4 separate regions of the Mus musculus genome follow, and regions 1, 2 and 3 are each linked to region 4. The links are chromatin loops, found by intact Hi-C in ENCODE. Cell type or tissue: left cerebral cortex. All regions are shown on one strand. Region 1 has its middle 29 kb from the start of Agr3. Region 2 overlaps Bzw2 (basic leucine zipper and W2 domains 2). Region 3 overlaps Tspan13 (tetraspanin 13). Region 4 holds the start of Bzw2 (basic leucine zipper and W2 domains 2).

Evidence for each region. Peaks named below come from ENCODE experiments on the same cell type or tissue, not always from the same donor. Only the 100,000 strongest peaks of a DNase experiment are listed, where the experiment ranks them.
Region 1: it touches region 4 in a loop (5-fold over the local background); 4 of 42 quality-filtered maps call a loop at or near these places.
Region 2: a loop joins it to region 4, with 2.8 times the contacts of the local background. A loop is called at or near these places in 6 of 42 quality-filtered maps.
Region 3: it touches region 4 in a loop (5-fold over the local background); 3 of 42 quality-filtered maps call a loop at or near these places.

What each region holds. Positions count from the first base shown.
Region 1 is chr12:35,893,686-35,898,685 of GRCm38, reverse strand. No RefSeq gene overlaps it. Among named protein-coding and RNA genes, the nearest start is that of Agr3, 29 kb to the left of the region's middle. In left cerebral cortex, a CTCF peak has its summit at 2,301 (motif pointing left); DNase peaks (open chromatin) are centred at 1,898 and 2,274; H3K4me3 peaks cover 626 bases; H3K27ac peaks cover 417 bases.
Region 2 is chr12:36,100,908-36,105,907 of GRCm38, reverse strand. It overlaps Bzw2 (basic leucine zipper and W2 domains 2), which reads left to right. Exons shown (of 12, transcript NM_025840.3): 10 at 1,508-1,646. Among named protein-coding and RNA genes, the nearest start is that of Bzw2, 53 kb to the left of the region's middle. In left cerebral cortex, no CTCF peak of the experiment used is centred here; DNase peaks (open chromatin) are centred at 1,598, 2,211 and 2,605; H3K27ac peaks cover 480 bases.
Region 3 is chr12:36,023,962-36,028,961 of GRCm38, reverse strand. Tspan13 (tetraspanin 13) reads left to right here. Exons shown (of 6, transcript NM_025359.3): 2 at 4,890-5,000. Among named protein-coding and RNA genes, the nearest start is that of Tspan13, 16 kb to the left of the region's middle. In left cerebral cortex, no CTCF peak of the experiment used is centred here; DNase peaks (open chromatin) are centred at 1,607 and 2,595; H3K27ac peaks cover 1,490 bases.
Region 4 is chr12:36,153,209-36,158,208 of GRCm38, reverse strand. It overlaps Bzw2 (basic leucine zipper and W2 domains 2), which reads left to right and starts at 1,384. Exons shown (of 12, transcript NM_025840.3): 1 at 1,384-1,541. It overlaps Ankmy2 (ankyrin repeat and MYND domain containing 2), which reads right to left and starts at 1,085. Exons shown (of 10, transcript NM_146033.3): 1 at 786-1,085. The coding sequence starts at 852. In left cerebral cortex, no CTCF peak of the experiment used is centred here; DNase peaks (open chromatin) are centred at 393, 1,123, 1,346, 2,819 and 1 more place; H3K4me3 peaks cover 3,364 bases; H3K27ac peaks cover 3,210 bases.

The DNA of each region.
Region 1 (5,000 bases), 260 kb after region 4:
TAGCCCCCACTGACTCTGGAAAAAGTGACTGGATAGGAAGTAGAAGGAGATAAGAAAATAAAGTTCCAGAAAAACATCTCCCCCCCCCCCCGCCCCCTCCACCGTGGACAACTGGAGCCAGTTAATGAGACAAAATTTTGATGTTTAATTAAAGAAAGACTTTGATTCATATTTTCAGCTAAACATGTTAATACTTGCAATTAGGGTGTGTGTTAACTTTTATCTAACTTTTATTATAGAAATGTGTACTATCTATACAGAAAGAACAGGTCCCGCTGTTCCTTCAGGGGCGTGAAGGGCCATGCCTTGTCACTCAGTCACCAGGATTTCTAGGAAACGAATGTCTATTTACTTAGAAAGCAAGTGTCACATTGTGCTTTGAATGTGAGCTCTGCTGGTTGCCGCACCAGAAGTGATAGTAATGGGGAAAAAATGGACTATGGTGGAAAGGCGGTGTGGACGGAGTGGGGTAGAAGCTGGGCCCCTCTTTTGGGATCTCTTGGGATAGCCTTGTCCAGTGCTCATTCCATGACACTTCTGTGACCTGCTATCTCTGTCCTAGGACAAGCCTGAGGTGTTTTTCTCTTCCCGACTGTGTCCTGACATCCCATTAAAGAGGTAAGATGTTCTAGTCTCTTTCCTGCTGCTAAGACAAACACCCTAACAACCAGCAACTTAGGGGGAGAACAAGCTTGTTTTAGCTCCAGATTCTAGGATTCTATTCATCTTGTGCAGGAAGTCAAGGCAGCAGGAACTTGGGAAACTGTTCACATCATATCCACAGTCACGAGCAAAGAGAGAATATACTGATTATTGCTTGTTTGCTTGCTCTCAGCAGTTTTCGCCTCTCTTCTGCTATTGGAAACCTGCCTAGGGAATGGTGCCACCTGAAATGGCTCAGTCTTACATGAATTAAAACTCCCCCAACCCCACAGGCAAGCCTACAAGCCAACCTGATCTAGATAATTCCTTGTTAAGAATATTTTTCCAGGTGATTGTGGACTGTTACATTGGCAGCTAAGCCGGCACTGATGTCATAGGGCTGATGTTCAGGTGTGACCGTAGAGAGCTTTATGAGAGGGACAGTGTGAAACTGGCCAGCGCACTACTGTACTGTCTGTCCTAAGTACCAGGGTAAGTATTCACCTAGCTGAAATACTGTCCATGTGCTCAGTGTTCCTTCTCCCAGGACAAATGGTGACTCGACTCATAATGGGAGGCCCTAGTGCCAGGAGCTGAAAAGCCTCAGTTAAGCCTCAGGCCTGAGTAACAATTGCTTTTAGAAAGAAAAGAGAGATGTCTCATGTCCATTTAATAACCTTCATAGTTGACTACATTGGATCTGCGTGTCAGACTTAGAACGTTTGGTTGCTCCTACATCACATAAAACTTTTCAAATTTGCACTCTGTATGCTTTTTAAAGTTCAGAATGGGATCACAGTGGGCAAAGATTTTTCTATTTCATAGGGCAAAAGATTATCTGATCACAAAAAGGTCAAATTTTAGATATGCAAATTGCATATCTCTTTCTCCCCCTTTCACTGCTGGGCAGCCCCGCTCCTTTCTTGAGATTCCCCTTTACACAGCCTAAAGGTCTCTGTCTACAGGGGTGTGGGAGTGTGGCTCCAGGTCTTTGTGAAGCTCTGTTTGACTCCTGACTCCAGACTTTCCCCACAGGAAAAAAAAAAGGTCAGACTTGTTTTCGTTTTTAAACAATCTGTGTGATTTGAATAGAAATGGCACTGAAGGTGGAATGAAATTAGCATTTAAAAATCCCCTGAGCCTGTTCAGTCCTTACTACAATCTACTACACTTTCACCAATTTAGCTCTGCCTTTGAAATGCTTTCGTGCTGTGGTTAAGCACCAGGGAGCCAGGCTTGATTTTGAAGCGTGATTCTCTTCATCAATGGGGTATGGGACTTGGGTAAAAAAAAATGTAACCCGTGTGAGACCCGATTTTCTCTTTGAGAAGCGGGAATAATAACGTCTGAGTTTTCCAGGATTAAATAGATAGCTGTGTGTGAAGCTGCAATCAAGGACGATATACAGGAAAATAACCCAGTCCGTTCATAACGAACCCAGTTTATTAAGCTTACGGATAATATTTGAAAAGCTATTTCTATGAAGTGATTCCATTAACATTTGCGGAGGATTTGAGAATTTTAGGGATTATCTACTGTCACTAACAGTGACATTTATTCCGATTAAAACAAATCATTTCAAATGTCCTATGTAATTGAGGGATTAAAGAAAATGGCTTTTGTGTTTTCAATTTCAAAGATACGTTCACAGCGCCACCTGCCGATCAAGAGGATGAACGGCTTTTGGTCTATTTTGATAGGCAAAATAAATAAAATGCAAGAGTGTTTCCCTTGGTGTCTTTCTCAATACACTCTGTCATTTGCTTGAGAAATTTACATTATTTTTGCAAAGATCTGTAATGTTCTTTTGAAGTATCAAATATCTATTTATCTCTTTACTGACTGGACCCCATCATTGAGCCAGTTTAAATGGTGGGGTCAAATTATCAAATTAAACTAGTAACATAAAAGGTCAGGTGATCTGTACTGAGTATCTCTCTTCACCCAGAGGCTAGACCAGACAGACTGAACAGACGCATGCTAATCATTGGCTTTTACTCCATTGTAGAAAACATTCTCCAGCCCCAGGCTGACCGTAACGTTCATGTGAGGTTGGAGACTTTGAGAGACTACTCGGAGAATCTGGGTGTCGTTCAGCCAAGACTTGACCACTGTGGGATAAGAACAGCCCAGGTCCCAAAGGCACCAGAAGCACACACAGCCGGGTGCAAGGTGTCTATTGTATCTGTAGCAGAATTGTAAGTTGAAATGGTTATTATAATGAAGACTATATACGTCTTCTAAATTACAATGATACAATGTTATAAATGATGGACATGGTTATTACATATACATCTAATCAGAAACACACAGCCAACACCTAACTATGGATTACTATTAGCACACCCTTGGTATGCTTTACATATCATTTCAGTTTCTGTTTATGTCACCGCGAGTGTGCATATGTGTTTATATACATGTCACATATATAAGCAAATAAATGAACAAGTGTCATGAAGTACTTTTTCCACAAACTTTTTTCATTATTATAAAATTCATATACAAGGAATCATTCTAACCACCCAGCAGAGTGCAATTGTGCATTTCGTATTTTCAGAGTGCTATGTAGCTGTGTGTGACATATTTCTAGCACTGTTTACCACCACAAAGTAACTTATATACCCACAAATAGTTGCCCTCCCCCATTTTCCTCAAGCCCTGGGCAAATTCTGGCCCACAGCTTTGTATCTCTGTGAATGTGCTCATTGCTGCTGTTTTATGGAAGTGGGTTTATACACTGTATAGCTTTCTGTGGCTGCTTTCTTTCCTATAGCAGTGTTTTCAAGGTCCATGTACTTGGCAGTGTGTATCAGTTTTCAGTCTCCTTCATAGCTAAGTCACATGCCATTGCACATCTATTCCCAAACCTGTCTACCCACTCATGGATGGTTCCTTATCTGCACTTTTATGGGGTTCTGACTATCTATCGTCCCTATGAGAGCTGTGCAGGTGTCATTTGAATGCCTCTTCTGTGACCTTTGGGTATATAGTTAGGAGTAGAGATTGTGGCTGTATGCTGCTCTGTTCTAACTATGACATTCTGTCAAAGTCTAAATTGCCAAACTCTTCCCTGTGGTGGCTACCACGTATTGTACTACCAGTATTGTATGCATGCACTGTGCCTGTCTTCAGTTCTAATGTCTTTTGAGCTCTCCCGAGGCTGTGAGGTGGGTCTCCCGCTGTACTTTTGGTTTTCATTGCCTCAATATCTAATGACACTGAACATACTTTCATGAGCTTATTGGCCATTTGCATATTTCTTTATTGGTGTTTTGATTCAAGTCGTTTTCCTTCAGTGATTTTCTAAAAGATTAAAAACTAAGACCAGGAAACCCTGACTGGGCTCTGTGAGGTTGCAAAGAACAGAACCTTCTCATTAAATAAGGTGAGGGAGCCTGGGTCCATCTCAGCAGCTGCTCTGAGTCTTGTGAAGAGCTGGAATGCTACTTACTATTGTTCATCAGTTCAGGGGTCATTTGAGGCCTGGCTCGGGTCATGGTTGCTATGGAAACCATGGGGCAATGTGAGGTCATGGTTGCAGGAAGCTGCTGCTTAGTGCTTCTTTCTCTCCCATCTCATTTGTCTCCCATGCTCCCTCCCCGCCCCTTCCTGCTCCCTCGCTTTCCACACCACTGGACTCTGGTCCTTGCATCTCTGAAGCCATACTGAGGTCACAATTTCCAAGAGAGGAAATGATCCCTTTGGTTGGTCACTGTCCATAACTGGTATCTTCCAGGGCTGGCCTTTTGTGCTATATAGTCTCATGGTCATTGAGTGGTTACAGGTGTCCCAATTAGCGGAAGCCACACCAACCCACATCCTACCTGTGAGGGGCTGACAGGACACTGCCAAGGCTGAGGCAAACATGGAGGCTCTATTATGGGTTATCCATAATTTACACACATATCCCTTTTGATATTGTAACAAGTATTTCATAGGAAGGAATTGGCTGCTGTTACTTCAGGAGCCTCAGAGGAGGCTGTCCTGTTTCTCTAGCTTTTGGAGGCTACTGTCTTCCCTTTCATGTAGCACTGTCACTCGCTCCTGCCTCTACCACTATGTGGCCTTTTCTGTTTTTTGAACTTTCCATGTTCCCTTCAAATGGGTCCGTGTGGTAGCATGGCTCCCTCCTGGATATCTAGGAGAGTCTCCCTGTTCGGGGATCCTACCTATACAGCAAAACTCTACTGCCCTATTACATAGCACCACGGTTCTGAGGACTGACTCTCTATTCTTGAGGAGAGTTATTTGTCAGTCTACCACAAGGTCTCTGCAATTAAGAAACGACACAGTCAAGATTTTAGCCTTAATGTACATTGTGGAACAATTCAGAAAAGTCTGTGCAATTGGAAATGTCT
Region 2 (5,000 bases), 52 kb after region 4:
TCTTGCATGTAGAGTTCAGTTAGGACGTTGAGGTACAGATCCGCGTGCTCTTGCGCTAAGGTGACCACAGTAGGTCTTGCATGTAGAGTTCAGTTAGGACGTTGAGGTACAGATCCGCGTGCTCTTGCGCTAAGGTGACCACAGTAGGTCTTGCATGTAGAGTTCAGTTAGGACGTTGAGGTACAGAATCGCGTGCTCTTGCGCTAAGGTGACCATAGTAGGTCTTGCATGTAGAGTTCAGTTAGGACGTTGAGGTACAGATCCGCGTGCTCTTGCGCTAAGGTGACCATAGTAGGTCTTGCATGTAGAGTTCAGTTAGGACGTTGAGGTACAGATCCGCGTGCTCTTGCGCTAAGGTGACCATAGTAGGTCTTGCATGTAGAGTTCAGTTAGGACGTTGAGGTACAGATCCGCGTGCTCTTGCGCTAAGGTGACCATAGTAGGTCTTGCATGTAGAGTTCAGTTAGGACGTTGAGGTACAGATCCGCGTGCTCTTGCGCTAAGGTGACCATAGTAGGTCTTGCATGTAGAGTTCAGTTAGGACGTTGAGGTACAGATCCGCGTGCTCTTGCGCTAAGGTGACCATAGTAGGTCTTGCATGTAGAGTTCAGTTAGGACGTTGAGGTACAGATCCGCGTGCTCTTGCGCTAAGGTGACCATAGTAGGTCTTGCATGTAGAGTTCAGTTAGGACGTTGAGGTACAGATCCGCGTGCTCTTGCGCTAAGGTGACCATAGTAGGTCTTGCATGTAGAGTTCAGTTAGGACGTTGAGGTACAGATCCGCATGCTCTTGCGCTAAGGTGACCACAGTAGGTCTTGCATGTAGAGTTCAGTTAGGAAGTTGAGGTACAGATCCGCATGCTCTTGCGCTAAGGTGACCACAGTAGGTCTTGCATGTAGAGTTCAGTTAGGAAGTTGAGGTACAGATCCGCATGCTCTTGCGCTAAGGTGACCATAGTAGGTCTTGCATGTAGAGTTCAGTTAGGACGTTGAGCTCAGACTGTGATCTAGGTGGTCATAGACGATGACTTTCAGTATCTCTGAGGTCAGAGAAGGGAACACTCTGTTCCAGATGGGGACATTTACATGGAAGAGAAGTGAGTCAGGTCTAGGAAAAGCTCTCTAGCACTAATAGAAAGTCAGGGAAATCTGGGATGGGGAAACAACAGAAAGAGACCCTGCAGGTGACTTGCGGTGCCTGGGACATAGAGTAGGAGAATCCCACTATCCTAACTGGAGCTCGGCTGCACCATAGCCTGCGAGGATTTGATTGCACTTCCACAGTGCCCAGTATACACAATGGGCTGTGCGGTTGCTCATAATGCAGTAGTCTTATTTGGTCTCCTTAATGCATGCAGTGAATAAAGTCTACTGAGATACACTGGTATAGAATTCACTGTAGCTGGGCATAATATAATAACCATGAACAGGATATCTCCAATGTGCTGCTGTTGGGATTCCAGCAGTGTTGGCTCTGGGTCACACCTTTCCCTCTGCTCTGTCCCAGCAATACGCTCCGCTGCTGGCCGTGTTCAGTTCCCAAGGCCAGTCCGAGCTCGTCCTCCTGCAGAAGGTTCAGGAATACTGCTACGACAACATCCACTTCATGAAGGCCTTCCAGAAGATCGTGGTTCTCTTTTATAAAGGTATCGTCCCTGCTCCCCCATTGTGCCTCTGTCTTTGCTGAAGCTCTGGGAGAACAGAGATGGGTAACGCAGTGTCTTAGTCAGGGTTTCTATTCTTGCACAAACATCATGACCAAGAAGTAAGTTGGGGAGGAAAGGGTTTATTCAGCTTACACTTTCCACATTGCTGTTCATCACCAAAGGAAGTCAGGACTGGAACTCAAGCAGGTCAGAGAGCAGGAACTAATGCAGAGGTCATGGGGAGATTTTACTTACTGGCTTGCTTCCCCTGGCTTGCTTAGCCTGCTCTCTTATAGAACCAAGACTACCAGCCCAGAGATGGTCCCACCCACAAGGGGCCTTTCCCCCTTGATCACTAATTGAGAAAATGCCTTACAGCTGGATCTCATGGAGGCATTTCCCCAACTGAAGTTCCTTTCTCTGTGATAACTCCAGCCTGTGACAAGATGACACACAAAACCAGCCAGTTCAGGCAGAGGTCACAAGCCTGTCTTCATGGAGGAACACCACAGATGCTAGCTGGGGAAGGTTCTGGAGGTTGTCCATGTCACAGAAAGAGAGAAAGAAGGCTCAGGCTCGGTGCGCACTACATCAGGACCCTTGCTGGTTAGGCACCTGAACTCTTACTGGTCAGAAGCTGCCAGAAGACGGGATGAACTGGTTGTTTCGCCTATAGTGAACGAGTATAATTATATAAGATAATTGAGTCTGCTTCTGAATTGAAACAATTAGCTCTAATAACAGTGATTATCAAAATGCTATATATACTGCGTTCAGACCCATTTAGGTACTATAAGACTGACTTGAAAATTACTGCAATAATTAGCCTTTCACTTGACATTTTAGTTATTTGGCCCAGCCATTCTCCTGTTTTTCTAAGGCAAGGCTATTTTTAAATATTCACATTTACTGTCTCTTCATTGTATTTAGGTGGTTTAGGTTGCCATGACAACCAGCACTAAAAAAAATGAATGTTGAGCGCTCTAACTGATCCCAGTCCCCATACCTACAGCATGCAGCAGCAATGCTTGGCTGCTTGAGGGCTGGATTACATAGTTTTATGAGGGGGAAAAGGAGCAACTGGGAGACAGATTTTGAACATTGTGAAAGGCCCATTAGAGGTGGTGCATTCCTAAGTAGCAGCAGCACGTTATCATACATATAAAGTAATATAAGCAAAACGCTTACTTTCCCTGCTGTTTTTAGAATTGCTTGCTGTGTTTTTCATAGTTTTTTTAAACTAATTTCAATTGAACATGTATTTTGATCATATTCACACATGCCCTATTACCCACCTCCCACTCCTACTGATCTCCTTTATTCCACTCAGCCCCACTTTGTCTTTCATGGCTTTTTTCTTGTTAGCCACGTGAGTTCAATTAGGGTAATGTTCACCTGCGTCTCTCACACCTGCCCAGCAGACTTGTCTACTTTGAATAGTAACTTTAGACTTTGTATTGAAAAAGTTTTTACATGATTGACGGATAGTTAATTTTTTAAATGCTCAGTGCTATTTTGCTATGAATTTGAATTCGCCATCCAGATTCTTAATATGAGTACATCTTGTAAAAAGGAGCCTCCTTTGAGAAGATGCCCCCATCAGTGTGGCCCGTGGGCAAGCCTCTGGGGCATGTTCTTAATACAAGTGACTGATGTAGAAGGGCCCAGTTCATTTGGATGGTGCCACCCCTCAGCTGGTGGTGCTGTATGCCCTAAGTAAAGCCGAGTAAGCCATAGGGACAAGCCAGTAAGCAGTGTATGACCTCTAGGTTCCTGCCTAACTTCCTTGGATGATAGACCACAGGTTGTAAGCTGAAATAAACCCCTTCTTCCCCAAGTTGCTCTTGGTCAGTGTTTTATCATACCAGCTGAAACCTTAACTAAGACAATGAGGTATTTCCTAATAACTATTTTAGGAAAAGGATATAGTAACCATGCCAGGGAGGTTACTATAGATAAAGGAGCTTGCTGCCAAAGGTGACAGTTGTTAGATCCCTGGTACCCACGTGGTGGAAGGAGAGAACCAACTCTCTCAAGTTGTCCTCTGATCTCAACATGTGGCTCACTGTAGCACACACACAATGAATAAACCTGTGGGGAGCGGGTGTGGCGGCAGTCCCAAAGGCGCCAGGGACTGCAGCTAAGTCATATGACTTGCACCTGACTTCCTCATATAAACCACAAACATCTTGAGAGCTGCGCAGGTGTACCAGGATACAGGTGAATCCAATTTGGTGGAGATTTGCCCCTGCTGCCCTGATTAGCTGAAGCTGCGTGCCTGGTGAGGTGTCGTGGCCTGCGGTGCGTGGATGAGAGAGAGTATAAAAAGAGTGAGAGGCCCAGGGTTCGGGGGAGATATAAACAGGGGAGATATAAAAACAAGGGAGATATAAACAAGGGAGATATAAAAACAAGGGAGATATAAACAAGGGAGATATATGGAGAAAGAAGAAACAGGACTGAATAAATGTGTGCAGAAGGATCCTGTAGCAGCGTCGTTCTTCCTGGCCAGTTGAGCGCGCGCAACAAGTGGTGCCGAAACCCGGGACGGGACGAGAAGACCTAGGACGAGAAGACCTGGGACGAGAAAACCCGGGACAAGAAACATCTTCAGGCATGAGTGAAGACCCCTTGCTACAGGAAGGATTCAGAACTGCATAACGGGGAAGAAGGGGTTAATAAAGGTTCCCGTGAAACAGACTGTTGAGAAGGATCCTGCGTGGATTCAGAACTCTTCAGCTGGGGAACGGTACTGATGAAGAGAAAGAAGAAAGATGAGGACGGAATAAACTGCTGTTAGAAGGACTGGTGGTCGTGTCGTTCTTGCTGGTCGAGAGCAGGCGCGACAATTGGTGGCCCGTACGGGGAACCGACTCCCCCACCGAGTTCAGAACTTTCAGCAGTCAGTGGTTGCCGGCAGGGTAAGTTCACAGTGAGTGAAACTTGCGACCCCAGGAGTTTGGGAAGGACCTCGGATAAAATTGAGGCAAGTATAAAGTTGCCAGGAAGGAGGCACAAAGTAATGATAAGGTTCCTGGCTTTGGGACAAGTTAAGGTTCCCTGTTTGGGGACAAGTTAAGGAACTATGATAACCTCAGTGTAGTGATCAATAGATCCTCGCTGAGTAGTTATGCTTTTTTCTCCCGTTGACCCTTTGTGGGTAGGTCTGATAGTTTTGGTCTTGTTTGTTCTGATATATGGACTCTGTTACTGTTTGAATCAAGAGGCAGTCAAGACAGGTCAGAAAATCCTTACAGAGCAACAAGAAAGTATGTCGGAAGAGGAGAAGGGCTTAAAAAGAAAAAGGAAAAAGAAAGGAGACACAGTGTTATCAGGTGGACAGAAAGGACAAAA
Region 3 (5,000 bases), 130 kb after region 4:
TCCTAGAAGTGGGCATTGAAGATCTCCTGGAACTGGACTTACAGATGCTTGCCATCTGCCATGTGGATACTGGAGAATCAATCCTGGGTCCTCTGGAAGAGCAGCAATTGCTCTGAAAGAGGGAGTCATCTCTCCATCCCCCATGCCTTTCTTGTTTTTCAAAGGCGGTGTCTTATAATGTAGGTCTGCCTGTTAGCTTAATACTTGGTATGTAGTCCAGGTTGGTCTTGAACTCTTGGAAATCCTCCTGCCTCAGCCTCTAAATGGTCGTCATGCCCAGCTAGGAATAATTCATGATACTTCAGAGCCACCTGGGGTAAACCAAGTAAGGCCTGTCCTCAAAGAGGCTGTGTACTAACCTTGGACTCTAATGAGTCTGTAATCGGATTCAGTCTATTCCTGTTATTCTAACCAGACAAACTTTCAAAAGCATCGAATGTTTCCTGTTTTTAACAAAGTGCTACAAGTGTAATAATGACCTAAAACAATAGGTTGTACCTTGTACCAGAAGTCAGAAGTCTGCAGCAGGTCTCGGCTGTACTTGCTAGGGAAGGGAAGAGTGTTGCCTGGCATCTGCTCCTTGCGTTCCTTGGCATAGAACCTCTCCCTCCGCCTTCAGTGCTAGTAGCATGCCATTGCTAGACCTCTCAGGCTACATTCTGCTTCCCTCAGTGATGTCGTTTTCAGATCCTGACCCTCCTCTTTTTTTTTTTTTTAAAGATTTATTTATTATACATATAAGTACACTGTAGCTTAAGACATGCCAGAAGAGGGCGTCAGATCTCATTATGGGTGGTTGTTATCCACCATGTGGTTGCTGGGATTTGAACTCAGAACCTTTGGAAGAACAGTCAGTGCTCTTACCCACTGAGCCATCTCACCAGCCCGCTCCTCCTACCTCTTGCAAGGACTCTGAGACTATTTAAATCTTATTCACATAATTTAGAATCATCCTGTCTTGAGATTTGTAGTTTAATCCCAGCTTCAGAGTCCCCTTGGTCAATCTGATACACTCATCTTGTGGACAGCAAGTGGACAGGAGTCAACTCCTGTGGTCATAGGGGGTTGCTTGAGTCTGGGAGGGACACGGGAGTCAGAGACTCAAAAAAAGGAATGCACTTTCTTTAGTGAGCCTATATTTTCTTTGCATTCTTTGCCTTATTGTGTTTACCTACTTTTGTTCTGTTTTAATTGTATTTTACTGTGACATACTTTGTAAAAAAATCTCTTGACATAGTAATTATTTGTCCTCTTGTTAGCTTTCAATCTTTACTGACTTCAAAAGCAAAAGCCAGTAAACTATAGCCAACAAGCTAAATCCATCCCATCTTCTTTGTTACAGCATACTAGCTAAGAGTGGTTTCTCTCTCTCTCTCTCTAAATTGTTTGAATGGCTGCCTTAGTACAGATGCATGGTGTTTTATTTGTGAGTTCATTACAAAATGATATTTGTTTTAACAACCTCTTTCATTTTCGTGTGTGTATGTGTGTGTGTGTCCCAACACATGTATAGAGTTTAGAGAACAGTTTGCAGGATTGTAAGAGCTCTCTCTTTCTACTGTGTGGGTTCTTGGGATAGAATTGCCCAGCTTGGCAGCAGTCACCCTTACTTGCTGAGTCATCATCTTCTTGGCCTGGATTCACATTTTTAAATAGTAGAGAAAAAAAAAAATCAAAGGAAGGGACATACTTTGTGATACATGGAAATTGATGTAGAATTCACAGTGGGAAAAGAGGTGTTGATGGTTCCGGTGGCACATGCAATGTCATCTGCACTTGGGAAGCCAAGACAAGAGAATCCTGACTTTGAGGCTAGCCTGAGCTATCTTACCTTATCTCGGACACTCTGAAACCCTTCCAACAAAGATGAAGCCACCCCTAAACCAATAACAGACAAAGCAAAGCAAAGCAGAACAAACAAAATGTTAAACCTTCAGCCAAACGAAGCCAATAAGACAGAAAAAAACATGGGGCAGGTGTCAACACAGCTCTGGTCATTCCATCTGTACCGTGTGTCTCAGGCCTGTGTACAGTATTGGAATAGGTCGTGGCAGGGGCTGTGATGTACGCAACCAGGTTAAGTGACAAGAACAATTTCTGACTTCTGTCTTTAAGTCTTGAATTTACTATTTAAATGTAAAGTTTATTAACTTAATACTTTAAGAATATTTAACTTTTAACATTCCTGATGTTTAAGAATCCCATTAATGGCTGGGCATGGTGGCACACGCCTTTAATCCCAGCACTCGGAAGTGGGGGGGGGGTGGCAGAGGCAGGCGGATTTCTGAGTTCAAGGCCAGCCTGGTCTACAAAGTGAGTTCCAGGACAGCCAGGGCTACACAGAGAAACCCTGTCTTGGAAAACCAAAAAAAAAAAAAAAAGAATCCCATTAATGTAGGAAGGGTTTGGCATGATTTTGGACGAACGAACTCTTTAAAGCTGTGTATGTACTTACATGTATGCTACCCAGTGTGCGTGTGGAGACCAGAGGACCCCAGAAGGACTTTTTATGTTAAGGGAAATGCAGATTGAAGATCTTGTCTCATGACCTGAATTAGTAAATGCGCCTCTCTCATCCAGAATTTGATGTTAGCAGGTGGGTGGGATGTGTCATCTGTGTTACCATGGACACAGGGTGCCATGGTTCTCAGTTGTTTGGTTAGATACTGCTTTAAGGGTATTTTGAACTGTAGCCAGCATTTAGAATCAGTTGATTAAGCGAATCAGACTATCCTTCATAGTGTGGGTAGCGCTTTAAAATTTCTCTTGTCTGAGCTTCATTTTCTCATATGTGTGTGTGTATGTATGTGTGTGTGTATATATATATATATATATGTGTGTATATATATATGAGAAACCAACACAAAGTATGCATATATACATATATGCATATACATATATATATATATATATATATATATATATACATACATACATACATATGCATACTTTGTATTGGTTCTGTTTCTGGAGACCACTAATTGCTGCAGTTAGCTACTCTGATGTGTGTACTTGTGGAGCATCCTCTGTGCCTGTACCAAGATTACTGTGGTGATGCTAAGCCAGGCAGAGGTGAGGCCCTTCTTCACCCCCCCCCCCCCAGGCTCCTTTTATTGGTTGTGAAAGGGAATGTGACACATTTAGGTGTTACAGAGTCAGAAGTAAGCTCACCTGTGAAAGGGCAGAGTGCGTTTTCTCAGCTCACCACTGTTTGAACTTGTGAGGAGACTCTGAGGAGACAATGATGCAGAACTCACAAGGAGCAGCTGAGGAAGGGAGCGGTTTGTTTTGGTGTATGAGCTGCTGTGGTAATGTCACCTGAAACGAGCTCTGTGGTCCCACAGATGGCTTCTTTTTTTTTTTTTTTTTTTTTCCCCTCCCATGTTTTGGCTCTTTGACCAAGATTCAAAAAAGAAAATGCTTTGGGTAAAAATAGAAACAGATGCACAATATTTAGCAGTTTTGTTTATCTCTCTATATATGTAAATAAGTTTTTAAATCAGTGTATATTGCTTTGCACATAAACAGTGGTGCATTTGAGCAAGGGAAAAAATCACATAGTAATTTATATGTTTCTAAACAGAGGCCTGTCAGTAGTGTGATGCTAGAAAAATCTAGTTTTGAATTTTGTTTTTTTCCAAACTGGGCATTACACTACCTCATTACTCCTGGAGATGGTTGACCGCATGTGTACTGAAGGCACACAGAACTATTCTGCTCTATAAATCCTCTTCCACCCCTTTCTGAAACTGTATTAAGCTATCTATATCTTCTAGAGTTCATTATAATTCTTATGTGGTTTACCATTTATTTGTTTGTTTGTTTGTTTAAAGAATAATTATATCTTTGCGTTTTGTAAGCTCCGTCTTACACACAGGCGTACTAGCTCTTTAGGTAGTGTTTGATAAACTTATAAATACAGTGACTGGAATAGAACATGATTTCTCCTTGCTCAGCTGCCATTTCATTTCAAATAGCAACCTCTCCTTCCCTATTTTAATCTTGATGGCTTTAATGGTCTCTTGCACGTCTATGGTTTTACGTACTGGAAACAATTTTCAAATGTTCTCCAGGGCTCAGGCCCTGATAAGTTCCAAGGATACCTGGAGGTTCGAGCCTCGGAGAGCTTACATCCGAATTGCCTTTTGCTCCTGGAGAGGCGATAGGGCAACAGGTTGTAGTACAAGGAAAGAAACCATAGCTTCACATTTGAGGAACACAGCTTGTTAGGGGAGGGAGGACTGTCTCAGCCTTTTGGGGAGCGGGAGAACAGAGGGGGCTGCGGGCCGACTGGGTTATAAAGCAAAAGGTAATTTTCATATGAGCACATCAGAATGATAGACTGAGGTGTGCTGGTGCCTAGTTTTACATAATGCTGTTACTGGGCTAGCTTATGCTCCTTGTAGGCGTCAGAATCCAGATGACCTTTGAGACTGCATGGTTGCTTTCTGGATTATTGTTAATCTTTTTTTTTTTAAGCATAATTGGGGATGACTTTAAATTTATTACAACAGTACCATCAACTGAGCCTTGTGGGTTTCAGTCAGCTTTCTCTAACTGTGGGTTTCACATTCATGCATTTAATCAACAGGATCAAAAAATGGTTTCATTAGCCAAGTTTTTTTTTTCTTGTTATTATTCCCCTGACAATTTCTGGTAGCATTGCAAGGCAATGTCCAAGTCACCCAGAGATGGTCTGAAGCTTAAAGGAGGATATCATAAAGTATATACAAATACAACACCATTTGAATGTGGTGTGTGTAGCAGGTTCCACAGCTGACACCCTGGGGCCCCCAAGGGACTCTTGCCGTTGTAGGAAAGATGCTAAGATGTTAATACCTGAGCGGTGCGGGCGCTATAACGCTGAACCTCTCCCCATCTCTCCACAGCTGGTCAGCCTGCTGCTCATTGGGATTGCTGCCTGGGGCATCGGCTTTGGGCTGATCTCCAGTCTCCGAGTGGTGGGTGTGGTCATTGCTGTGGGCATCTTCCTGTTCCTG
Region 4 (5,000 bases):
CCTGCCAGGTAACGGGGATGCGGCCAGGAACTCATTTGGGACATGCACTCAGGGACTGGTGGGGAAACATGGCTTCTAGTTGGCTTCCTTCCTGCAAGCTGCACAGAGGAGGCGTGGCTCGAATCCACAAAGTGGACTGGGAAGCACCAAGGAGCTCAACAAGATCACTTGAGGTCTAACATCGGACCAAGGTCAGTCGTGTCTGTGGGTGCCTGCGCCGACCTGGGCTACAGGAAGCCAGCCACAGAAGGCCTTGATGCAGAAAGCTCAGGGCGGAACATGCAGAGCGAGTTCTGTGCCCTTATAAAGAACCCCTGTTGCTGAAAGCTCCCTCCACCCGCAGCAGGGGCGGGGATCTGCAAGGGATCCAGATCCTTAAGCCTCCGGAAGTCGAAAGGGCCCTTTATACACCCGACTTGGAGCCTAGAACTACCAGGCCACTGCGGTCTTGACTGATTACGGTCAAAACATCCAATGAGCTGGCAAGCATGCATACGCAAAGACAGGCGCCCAGGGCCACGCGTGACTGTCTAAGATGTGTAGTGACAGTCGGTCGATTTCCAAAAAGCTGATTTAGAGGTCTAAGCTCGGCAACCTAGATCTGATGGCCTCAATTTTTCTGCCTCCCATCTCCCCGCCCCTGCAATCGGTCCCCAGACAGAGACAGAAAGGCTTTTTCCGGATTGCAAGTTGCCCAAGGTCCTCCGGGCCTAGGGCGCGCTCCAGGCTCCTCAATGCCCTGAGACCAGGTGTGCAGCACCCGGATACCAACCCTGCACCCGTACCTTTCCCGATCACTTCCAGCAGTTCCTTTTCCTCCTGGGTCAGCTCGCCTTTCTTTATGTGACCCATCGTTCCCGCCAGCTTGACGCTTATTCTATTTCTTTGGAAAGGTTTTTTAAAAAAACAAGAGACGTGTATGCGTCGTGGAAGACCGCCACAGCAAGGCAACTCGAGGCCGGAGCAGCAGCCCAGTGAAGTGGCAGAGTCGCTAGGGTCTCACGGCTGGGGGCTGGCGGGTGCGGCGAGCTTGAGCGAGCCGGGCTGGCGCTCTCCACAAGTCCCGCCCCCGCGCCTCAATGGCCAGGTCGGGAGGAGGAGCTGCAAGAGGCAGCAAGCGACTCCAATTGGAGCAACCTACGAGGTCCAAACCAAAAGGAGACATTTGGAAGGGGATTCAATACATCTTCTAGGTTTCCTATTCCCATGATAACCTATTAAGAAGTACAGGGACACAGGGTTCCTTGGATTCTAAGGATAGAAGTTCTCTGCCTGGTAGTGACTTCTGTGGGCACGTGCGGAGGCATTGGGATGCAGCTAGACGGGCTGCACTGCCCCTAAGAGTGGCGCGGTTCGGGCAAGGGGCGGGGATAGGGCGGGGCCGGGGCAGGAGGCGGAGCTACACCGGGTTCTGTGTGTCTGTGTCAATGTGTCTGTCCTTCACTCCTCCATTGTCTGCCTCAGCCACTGCCGCCGCCACTGCTGCTGCAGGATCCGCCGCAGCCACCAGTCTCGCGCGTCGTCGCTCCCTCCTTGGACAGGTAAGAGGTGATCAGGTGGGGCGGCGGGAGCCTGAGAGTTGAGCGAGCAGTGACCGCCTCCGAGCCAAGGGGTCCCAGCGGGCTGGAGCTGGCGTGGAGGAAGCATGTGCCACCTGGGGCGGTTGCCTTCCTCTTCATAGAGGAGCCCCCGCGCCGCGCCATCATCCATGCACGTACTGTGTATTAGTGCCTCTCGAGCGAGACCTAGACCTCGCTACGTTTGTCCGCCCCAAGAGCTCCGGGGACCGCGGGCCGGCCGTAAGCTGGCCACGCGGTGAAAGTGGCGGGTGCACATGGTCTCGTGCGTGGCGATCCCCGGGGAGGCCCACTGCCGGGAGGTGAGGGGAACACCCCATGACCAGCGACACTGGGAGAGGCTCGGAGAAGGTAAATTTCTTTTTGCAAACCTAGCCCTCCCCAGTACTTGTCTGTCATTTCTTGCCCTCTGTGGAAGCCATGGAACCTGGACCTGTGGTGTTCGCTAAGGATATTTAGAAGCGACTTACAACTGCTCTGATACTTTGTTGGGGTGTGGGGGTCTTTTTTGCTCTGAGAGAGCTGCCTGTCTTTATAACTCAGGTTTGGGGATTTATGGAACTAGGGAGGGTAGGCTGGAGAGGGCGGGGATTAAATTGGTGTTGCTGTCTATATATAGCCTTAGATTAGTTTCTTAATCCAGCCTTCATTCAACTGTGGTGTGGCTCCTGGAGCGTCCACCGTAGGTAGATAAGAGGTGAATATCGTGTGTACCTTTCTGTGCCTCCGATGCAAGGTACGCTTAAGAAAATATTCAATCATTCCTCCAAGATGCTTATCTGTAGCGTTCTACAGCGTCAATCACTGCTTCTTCGGAAATGACTGTTTAGTTTTGCTGTTGTTTCTCAACAGACTGGTATTGATGTTTCCGTTAAAACACAATTGTGCTAGGGAGAAATACTTGAATAATCATGTAGGTGGTTTTTATTAAGTAGCCCCAGGATCGCTCTTTCATTCCACGGTGCCAAGAATGATGTGAAATGCCTTTTCCTGTGGCCCCTCTACCTCGTTTTGCTCAAAGCGCGTACTAGCACTTCAGAGACCCACAGATGACGTTCCCTATCTCTTATCTTTAACCAAAATCTTTTCTAAACTCCCGCTGCCCATCCCCCAACAGCCACCGACAGACATGAGCTTCAGCTTGGGGAGGGAGGAGCAGATAGATTCTCCCATGAAAATGGTTGGTAATTATTCATCTCAATATATAACAAAGAAACTTTTGTTTGATGATGCTTTAAAAATGATGTAGCTGTTCAAACAAGCAGTAGGGCTTGTGAGAGTGACCAGTGTTGTGTAACACATAATGCTACCGCCACAGCAATTAATGTGCCAGAGGTAGTAGCCACAGACCTAAGAAAATGCCTGAGAGTAACCTCGCCATGTGACTACACATCATTTCATCAGATGCAGAGACAGAATTGGGTACTTAACTGCCAGGGTTTCCATCTCTGGTGCCAAATCTGGGCCATGGTTACTTGAAGGTCACACCTGTTTGTCTCCCTGGGGTTGTCAGTTCCTCGACCGATGGAAACATTAGGTTGTGTTTTAAGCACCTGGTGGGTATTTCGTCTTCTGAATGCATGGCTTTCATTTAGAGTTGATGATATTTACGGACAAAGGAAAACACCCACCCAGAAGTGCAGATAAATCCTATGTTCAGTTTGAATTTTGGAACCAGATACCTAATGGAGAGTGTTCAGAAGGGTTTCAATCGTAGCATAAATATTTAATGTCAAAATTAGATTAGCTAATGAGCTTATTGAAATGTGTTCTCATTAAAGAACTCTATTGATAATGAAATAACTATTCATTTTGACTATCTAATCTGTCCCAGATAGTCTGCCAGATGCTGTGCATAGGATTATTTTAACCATTGTCGCTATATGCCAGGAATCAGCCAGTATTATCTTCATTTATGAACGTATGAACAGAAACTAAAGGAGGTTAATTTGCCCACAGCCCCACATTTGGAAAGTATGGAATCTGGAATTAGATTCTTTCTGATCCGTCTGTAAAAACCTTTCTCGGGGTATGGTGGTACACACCTCTAATCTCAGTATTCTGGAAGCAAAGGCAAGCAAATCTTTCTACAGAGCTGCTAGACAGGGCTATGTTACACAGTAAAACCCTGACTTAGAGATTAAAAATAAAACAAATAAAAACACAGCCAAACTGAATGGGGAGAAAAAGAAATAAAAAGGAAAACCATGACTGTTCCTATGAATGCTGGAGGAGAAAGTTTATTAGATATCTGGGAGAATCCAGAGTGGATGTGACCCAGAGCCATGTAAGGAGAGGGCAGAGAGGAGAACCAGGTACAGCAGCCAAGAGGGCAAAAGAAACAGGTAACCGACATGGCTGGATTATATAGGGAAGAACCTCTGAGGGAAGGGCAGCCCAGCCCTTGCACTGGAGAGTTCATGTAGACGACAGGGGATGCCAGTCAAACCCTATAACAGGTAAGGACTGAGGGATGCTGGGAGAACCTTGGCCACTAGGTTGACTTTGGTATGTCGAATAACTCCTTCAGCTATTTGTCACAGGATTTAAGACTTTGCTTAGCACACAACTTTAGTCTCCTCGCTCTTCTTCCTGTGCTTGGCGGCGCTAAGTGGGGAAGGACACTTCCTTGTGCCTGGCTGGTCTATATGATGTGTATGTGAGCCAGTATGCCATGGCTGCTGGTCTATATGATGTTTATGTGAGCCAACATGCCATAGGTGCAAGCCTCCTTCCTCCTTGTTCCCTGGGCCTCCTTCTTCTCCTTTACCCCCAGCCTTCTTGAGATGGATATTTGTAGTTTATGTGTCTATTTCCATGGCTTTTTTTCCTTAAAAAAAAAAAAAAAAAGAAACCATATTAACATACTATTACATAATGGGAATATATATATATGTATATATATTATGTATATACACACATATGATAGTCTCCCCTGTTTCTGTCCTCATCTTTAAACTCTTTTAGAAACCACTACTCTCTGAAATGTCATGTGTATCCTATGACCTCATTTTCTACTCCTTGGCATCTGCCATGGAGTCCTCTTCCCACCTGGCTATTTCAAGGAACTCTCAGTTGGGTAAACACCAAACACAATCACCCTTTCACTGGTCACTGAGTAAGGCTCCAACCTGTGGTCCCAGCAGGCATTTCCAGTCAGCCAGCTCCTCCCACTCTCTGCCCTAAGGTCGCCATAGACTGCTTCCCTAACCTACCAGTAATTTCCACCCTTTGTTCCTCTTTTTTTCTCTTCCTGGAATTCTCTGCCTTTCCTGGCCACCCATTCTCTCCTCCTCCATTGTTTGGAATTAGCTCTTCTTTCAAGATAACTACTTTTCTCCAGCTTGCATGGGTATCTTTTACCTTGTCCCATGAAGGGCATACAGACCCTCAAACCGTTGCAGGGTTGCAGTCTTTGCACAG